3 separate regions of the Homo sapiens genome follow, and all the other regions are linked to region 1. A link is an interaction called in ENCODE POLR2A ChIA-PET data of the cell type or tissue named here. Cell type or tissue: HepG2. All regions are shown on one strand. Region 1 has its middle 23 kb from the start of CEBPA. Region 2 overlaps PEPD (peptidase D). Region 3 overlaps PEPD (peptidase D).

Evidence for each region. ChIA-PET counts read pairs that join two places held together with the same protein. Peaks named below come from ENCODE experiments on the same cell type or tissue, not always from the same donor. Only the 100,000 strongest peaks of a DNase experiment are listed, where the experiment ranks them.
Region 2: POLR2A ChIA-PET joins it to region 1 with 6 read pairs; 1 of 35 experiments calls an interaction of 5 or more read pairs at or near these places.
Region 3: POLR2A ChIA-PET joins it to region 1 with 5 read pairs; 2 of 35 experiments call an interaction of 5 or more read pairs at or near these places.

What each region holds. Positions count from the first base shown.
Region 1 is chr19:33,278,691-33,281,190 of GRCh38, forward strand. No RefSeq gene overlaps it. Among named protein-coding and RNA genes, the nearest start is that of CEBPA, 23 kb to the right of the region's middle. RefSeq lists an enhancer at 1-408. In HepG2, a CTCF peak has its summit at 1,250; DNase peaks (open chromatin) are centred at 41 and 1,231.
Region 2 is chr19:33,393,472-33,395,971 of GRCh38, forward strand. The region is part of intron 12 of PEPD (peptidase D); the gene reads right to left. Among named protein-coding and RNA genes, the nearest start is that of CEBPG, 21 kb to the left of the region's middle. RefSeq lists an enhancer at 1,792-2,500. In HepG2, no CTCF peak of the experiment used is centred here; DNase peaks (open chromatin) are centred at 100 and 1,060; H3K4me3 peaks cover 844 bases.
Region 3 is chr19:33,402,332-33,404,831 of GRCh38, forward strand. The region is part of intron 11 of PEPD (peptidase D); the gene reads right to left. It overlaps LOC124904692 (a long non-coding RNA gene), which reads left to right. Exons shown (of 2, transcript XR_007067229.1): 1 at 1-1,092; 2 at 1,958-2,500. Among named protein-coding and RNA genes, the nearest start is that of CEBPG, 30 kb to the left of the region's middle. In HepG2, a CTCF peak has its summit at 397 (motif pointing left); a DNase peak (open chromatin) is centred at 1,370.

The sequences.
Region 1 (2,500 bases):
TTTGCCCTGGAGCTGCGGCACCTCGGGGTTGGGGGAACTGATGGCCTCACCTCCCCCACCCCCTGCAGCCCCTGCTCCTCCCCACAGGAGTCTGGCCAGAGAGTTGGGCCCTGGGGAGGCCACACAGCCAGGACACATGTCCTGGCCCCAGGCAGAACCCTTGCCCTGGCCACAGAGCCACACCAGCCAGGTCAACTCTGTCCTCTGAAATCCCTGGAGACCAGGGCAAGCCCCCCCCACCCACTCCCTGGGGCAGCTTCGGACTCCCACTCACCTCCAGGTTGGGAAAACTGACCCCCAGCCCAGGGCAGGAGGCAGGATGTGGAAGGGCCTCTAGCAGAGCTGAGGTCCAGCCGGCCATGTCGGGGGAAGGACGACCCTGTACCCTGTCATTCCCCTCACAGTGTGAGGCCCCAGGGAATAACCTGCCCTGGCAGGGGACTGAGAAGCAGGAGCAGTTTCCCAGCTCTGGAGCATGCTGGGTGGGAGCAGGCACGGGGCGTCTCTGGGGGTGGGGAGCAGCCCCTCCTTGCCTAGGCAGTCACTTTCTGGGGGCCAGCACTTCCCACACTCTCTTTTTTTTTTTTGAGACAGAGTCTCACTTTGTCACCCAGGCTGGAGTGCAGTGGCACGACCTCGGCTCGCTGCAACTTCCACCTCCTGGGTTCAAGCAATTCTCCAGCCTCAGCCTCCCAAGTAGCTAGGATTACAGGCGTGTGCCACCACACCCAGCTAATTTTTTGTATTTTTAGTAGAGATGGGGGTTCCCCATGTTGGCCAGGCTGGTCTCGAATTCCTGTTGATTCTCGAATTCCTGGTGATCCACCTGCCTTGACCTCCCAAAGTGCTGGGATTACAGGTGTGGGGCATCACGTCCGGCACTTCCCATGCTCTCAGAGCATTCACTGCTGCTGTCCAGGTCAGAGTCTGCCAGTGCCCTCCTCCAGGAAGCCCACCTGGGCTGGACCAGAAGAGGCAGGAGCCTGAAGCAGCCGGCCTTCCTCCCCACCACACACCGGGACCGGGGCTTCCCCTCGCCACACTGATTAGGCTGGAAGTGGGGGGCTTCCAGCTTCCCACTTCTGGAAGACCCCACCTGCACCCAGCCTGCCTGGGGCTCAGGGCTGCATTGAAAATGCCTGACTTTCCACCCCAGAGTCCAGGGCAAGGCACAGCTTCTGATAACCCCTGGGCTGATGTTTGAGCAAGGCCCCTGGGAAAAAGTCCTCAGGCCTTACTGAGCCCAGTGCTGCCGCTGTTGCTACAGCAGACAACCTGGGGCAACGTCTCCGGAAGCTGGAGAACGGGCAGGTGGGGCAGCCACAAAGAGGGCTCCAGCGGTGTCGGCTGCCTCGGTGTGCGGTTCACTGTGGCTGTGTCCACCTGCTGCCTTCCTCTCTGGGCACTTCCACTGATATCTGGGAGGAGGCCACCTCCAGGGGTTGTGAGCACTCAAATGAGACAATGTGGGCAAGTGCCTGGCCTGCTGCTTGGCGCACACTGAACCCTCAATGAATGCAGCCATCAGCCCTGCTCAGGCTGGCAGGGTTGTGAGGACTGGAGGATCCAGGTCATCTCTGCAGACCAGGGCAAGGCCTACTGCTGGACAAGGGGAAGGCTTGGGACTAAATCTCTGCCTTCCTGGCCCCCAGAGTCCACAAGGCACAAATGTGCACTTGCACGCCCCCCCCAACACACATACACACACACATACACACACACACATACACATACACACACACACATACACATACACACACACACACACACACACACACATACACACATACATACACATACACACACACACATACACACACACACACCTGGCTTGGCTTCCCATTACCCAGCCACCTGCTGGAAAACCAAGAGCTGTCTCTTGAAAAGGATGATTAAGAACCAGCCTTGACTACTCAAACTGAAACTCCAAACCCTCCTCTGGGGTACCCAGCTCCTCTGGAGCCTGTGGGCGAAAAGCTCTTACCATAGTGGAAAAAATATTCTGCCGAAACGGAAGTCTTCCTCAATTTAGCTGAGTCATTTTCTTGTGGTTAAGGAAGTCCGGGTTACCTCTGGCCCTTCCCCTGATGCCCATGGCCTAGCCAGCTTGGGGGACCCCAGTCCACACTCCCGCCCTGGCAGGGGGCATGCCCATCCCGGCAAACCTGCAGGGCCCTTGATTGTAAGTCACCCCACTCACCCCGGGCTGCTTCTCACCACTGTTTCCTGTGCTGAAGTGGGAGTCCAGACCCCCAAGAACCAGGATCCAGGGTCACTGATCACCAGGTCACCAGGGGCAGCTCCTACAGGCCTGGGGTCTGCCTGCGCTTCCTGTCGGGGATGGTGGCCCCTTGAGGATAGAGGCCTCCTGTGGATTGACACTCTGCTCCTGTGTCCCCAGCTTGGGCAGCTCTTAGCACGAGGTCGGTATCAGGAGCCCAGTCTCCCAGCATTCAGCAGCTCACAGATCCCCCAAGGAGCCGGTAGCTTGGAATGAGTT
Region 2 (2,500 bases), 110 kb after region 1:
CTTGGCCGCTCCCCCGCCTCCGTGAGCCTCAGCTGCCGCTGGTCAAACAGCCCCACCTCCGTGAGCCTCAGCTGCCGCTGGTCAAACAAACAAACAGCCACAAGGCAGGCCCCGGGGGGTTGCTCTCAGAGCCTCTGTGTCACCTGGGGGCTGGAGGCAGCACCCCGGACAGTGGCATTGGCCACCATTCCTCCATCGCGCATGACCAGCCAGCCCTGGTTCCACACTTGACATTCACTTGTTCCTGGGGGTGTGCGCCAAGCCTGCCCAGCCTCTGCTGCTGCTCTTCTCTGAGAACCCAGCCCGGACAATCCTGGCCCACCTCGCCCTTCCTCTCTGCTGCTGCATCCTCCAGAGGCCAGACCACCCCAAGGCACACAGGCCGTTTTACCTCAGGCCCTTTGCTATGGCCTGTGCCAGGCCTTGACCTGTGATGCCTCATCCAAGGGGTCTCTGCATAAAAGCTGTCCCCTCTCAGAGGAGACCTTCCTGCCTTGCTGTCCCAGGCCTGGTGATTTCTCCTTGCACGGTCCATCCAGCCTGCAGCCGTCCCCTGGACGGATCTGCTCGTTTGCTTCTCATGTCTCACTCCGAGGGTGGGGGTCTCCCGAGGGCACCGCTGGGCCTGGCATAAAGTGAGTGCCCCTCAGGTCTCCCAACAGCCTGCAAAGTTGGCACATGGGGCTGGGAGGCCTCCTGTGAGTGGCTCGTGCCCCAAGCCCAGCTCAACTGCTTCCTCTCGGACGCGCCCTTCTCTGGTCACCAAAGGGGAGCCCCGGGAAGTGCAGCCAGCTTTCCAACCAGGCTAACTTCAGCAGTGGGCTACGTTCTTGGCCCAGCCTCCGCAGAGGGCGGGAATCAGGTATAAATCATGCTCTGCGGTGGCCCTTCCCGGGGGCAGGCCCGGCGCCGCCCAGATGTGCCGGCCCGGGGGTCCCCTTGGCGCCGCTGGTCTTCCTTGCCTGTGCACCCTCGGGGAAGGCCTTGCACACAGCTCTCTTGGCCGGGAGCAGGGAGTTTCTGCCTGTGTGTGGTTAGGGTTGTGACAGTGATTCAACCTCCAGCAACTTGGCCCCAGCCTCTGGCCCGGATGGTGGTTACGACACCCACCGCCTGGGCGGGGGCCCCTGGAGTGTGTGAGGGTCACTGTCCTTGCACTAGGCTGGCAGGGTGGGCACCAACTTGAGGGTTCCCTTGCTGGCCTGGGCCCACTCTCAGGCTCCTCCCACCCTGGCAGCCTGGAGACACCGTCAAGCTCTCTAGTCCAGGCTGGAAGGCACCCCCGGCCCCTAGCCAGCCTATACCCAGATGCCACACTGAGAATCACACAGCAGAAATTGGGCACCAGCTGCCCTGCGTGCCCCAACCCCCAGCAAGCACCAAACCTCATTCTGGCTTTCCCGAAGCACCCCTGCACCTGCCCCACCCCTCCTGGAGTCTGCCTGGCTCCCTCCTCCGCTGCACACCCCTTGGATGCCTGGGCCATCTCTTTAGAACGAACGGGGCAAACAGGGCCATTCCCGGCCCCGGACGAAGCCCAGGTTCTCAGCTTGGCCTGGTCTCCAGCCTCTCCCTCACCCACTCCTGGGTGGGGTGGCTGGACCAAGGCCACGGGTCCCAAGAACTGGCCCTCCCTACCTGCTGTTTCCTTAGCTGGGGCCACCTCCTCCAAGCCCGTTTTCCCAGATGTGCTCCCATTCCTCCTGTGGGCCTCTGTGGTGAGGCTCCTCCTCCAGGAAGCCCTCTCTGATTACCCCTTCCTGTACTTTGAGAATTCACGGAACACACAGCACAGCTGGGCCTGGTTATGACCTCTGGGCCTTGCAAGGGTGGTGCCCGTACTCTGCTCTGTGCCTGGCATGCTGCGGATGCTTGGTAAACGCCTGGAAGGAGAGGAGCCCCAGCTTCTCTCATGGCTCTCCTGCAGCCAGTGTTGTGCCCCATCCCCCACTCCTCTGTGTACTCAGACCCTAGAACGGGCAGGGTGGCCTCTAGGTTAGTGTCCCATCATGCGCCTCATGAAATGGCAGGGCTCAGAGGAACAAGCCCCGCTGCTCCTGCCACCCAGGCCCCAGGTGTGGCCAGCGTAGCCCCTGAGTGGTCTTCTGGGTCCACTTGGTCTCCTCAGGCAGCACCCGCTCCTGCTGGGCCTAGGGCCCAGGCCAGCTCCTTGGAGCCTCAAAGCATCCATCACAGCCCCGAGGCCTCCTACCCGGAGTGTGACAGCCCCAGGGGGCTCCCGGGCCTGACCGAGCTACAAAGGCAGCATCCTCAGAGCTGCCTCCAGACAAAGAGCGCACTTCATCTGTGGAACATGGCCCTCGGGATGGATGGGTGTGAGCCAGGCTCTAGGGGTGTAGGACAGCAGGCTCCGGCCGGGGTCCCAGGGCAGGCCCTGAGGGCTGGCTGAGCTGGCACGGGGCTGAGGACCTCCAGCTCACCCCACCCTGCACGGGACGTGAGTAGAAGAACCCCATCTGCTGCCAGAAATTCTGGGGAC
Region 3 (2,500 bases), 120 kb after region 1:
CCGTGCTTGTGGGAAGCAGAGGAGGAGGGGGCTGGGCAGGGACCCCGGATGGGATGCACGGCCTAGAACTCCGGGCCTGAATCACACCACCTGCTTCTTCCAGGACCCAGAGCATCTGGGCAGACACTCAGTCGGCGGCTAGGGCCTCTGGCTCTGCTGCAGCTCTGGGGCCCCCTAGCTGGAGGGGTGTGCCCGACACTACCCCTCTGCCCATGGGGATGGGACGGACATATTCTGCCAGGGCCCAAGGGGAGGGCAGGGAGGAAGTGCCAGACAGCCTCATGTCCAGCAAGGCTTTCCCAGGGCCTGCTGGCCACATGTCCCCGAAGCCAGGTGGGCCCCCTCACCCTGTCCACCTGCACCCTGGCACCCTCCGGTGGCAGGCAGAGACCAGCAGGACACAGGCAGGGGCGTGGAGAATGGGGCAGAGGTGCCAGCTGTCCAGGACGGGAGGGGCCTGGGGGCCAGCAGAGAGGCAGGATGGCATGGGACAGATGGCGTGGGACAGACAGTGTGGGACAGATGACAGGAGGCCTGCTGAGGCAGGAGGATGGTGGCTGGGGCTGCCCTCTGGATGCCCTGTAAGAGGGACCCTTGGCACAGCAGGGCCCGGAAGGAGTAGGGCCTGTCCTTGCTGTGCAAAGGACCTCAGGGCCCTCTCTGGGCAACGGCAGAGAAGCAGCCTCCCGCTCATCCTGTGGTGTGGAAGGGACAGGATACGGGAAGGGCTGCTGGATCCAAACCTGGCTCTCAGGACTCCCCGGAAGCAGCCCAGGTGGACAAGGCTGGGCCTGGCTGAGGGGGCGGAGGGGCGCAGGTGGTGCCCCTTTCCATCCATCCCACCTAGGCACCTCGGGAGGCTGCAGGCAGCAGACACAGAGCGGAACCCTCGGGTCCACCAGCCCCTTCACAGGTCATGGCCAAGTCACGACACTGATGGTGATGACCCTGGCTGGCGGAGGCTGGTCTAGCCCTAGGACCAGAGCCCACCACGTCTGCAGGGTCCAGAACCAGAGCCAGGAGGGCTGAGGAAGTGCAGCTGCCCCTCTTTGGCTCCACCCTGGGCTTCCCATGGGGTCCATCTGTAGCTGGGTGAGTCCTGACAAGTCTGAGGCCAGGGGCACAGCCGCGGCTTCCGTCACGAGGGCCTCTCACCCAAATCCCAGCTCTCACGGTAAACACAACCACTCCACAAACATTCCAGAAGCTGCCTGTGCGCCTGCCTGTGGGGGGTCCTGTCCCATGGGAGGGAGCCAGGGGGTGGAGGACCCTGGCCTCATGTGGAGCAAGGAGCAGGGCCACGTGGCTGGACAGGCAGCGTCAGCCGCCCCATGGAGGCAGATTTCTAAAGGAAAAACTTGAATGCACGGCCAGGACGCTTTGCTGAAATCCAAAGTCCCCAGCCGGGCACTTTTTAATCTCCTGTCTTTTCTGATTGCAAAACACCATAAGCAGTGTCAACAGGGCAGAAAGGTCCAGATAACACCTCAGGTGACTCTCAGGCTGGGGGGAGGAGCCCCGCCTGCATGACAGGGAGCTTTGGGGTGGGTCAGAGTCACAGGATCTCTGGATGCAGTGGGCTGCTTAGGCCAACAACTGCCTGGAAGTCTACTCCTGCACAGGGCCTAGGCTTCCCCACGGCTGGCCGGGAAGGCGGGGCACATGGAAGCTCTAAACTGAAGGGAAACTGAGGCTCAGATCACGGGTCCAGGAAAGCCCTGAGTCAGGAGGGTAAACAACTCGAAGCCCAGCAATGGGTTCTTAGGTCCTGGCGGCAGTGCTCAACCTTCACGGCCTCAGTTTTTCCATCTGTAAAATGGGACCCTCCCACTGCTGTAGCTCTGGGGAGTGGAGCCATATGGAACACAGCCCAGTTTTGCCTGGGGACAGCTAAGCATTTTCATTTAGGTTCCCCAGAGTCAACCAAGAAAAATGGTTTGTGGTTTGTTGGTTTTAGAACATGCAAGAATAGCCTGGGCAGAGAGGACAGGGCCAGGAGTATGGGGGACACGGATTCCTAGGAGGCGCCAAATCAGAAGGTGACCTGCAACAGCAGCCGGGGCAGAAAGTCCTACCGGACTGTGCTGACACAAAAGAAAAAGCAGAAACTGAACTATCGTTTAAAAAACAACAACAACAACAACAACCAGGAAGCCCACAAGAATACCCCGAACAATGAAATCATCTAGGAATGTAAAAACAAGACTGTTCTCCAGTGCAGACCAGACTCAGATCCCAGTTCCCCAAACTCCCGCCAGCAAAGCAGAAAGACCATGGGATGGTGGGTGCCTGGATATCATCCGCCAGCCTGACTTTATCTTCCAGCTTGTAGAAGACTGTAACTGCATTTCTTGTTTGAAAATGATCTGCTTTCTGGAGGGGGAAGTATACACCCAGCCAGCCAGCTCCATCCTGCCCAGCGAGGCTCGGGTATGGAGCTGAAGTCTATTTTCGTGCTCCTCTCAGTTCCCTATCTTTTTCTGCCTTAAAAAAATCCCCC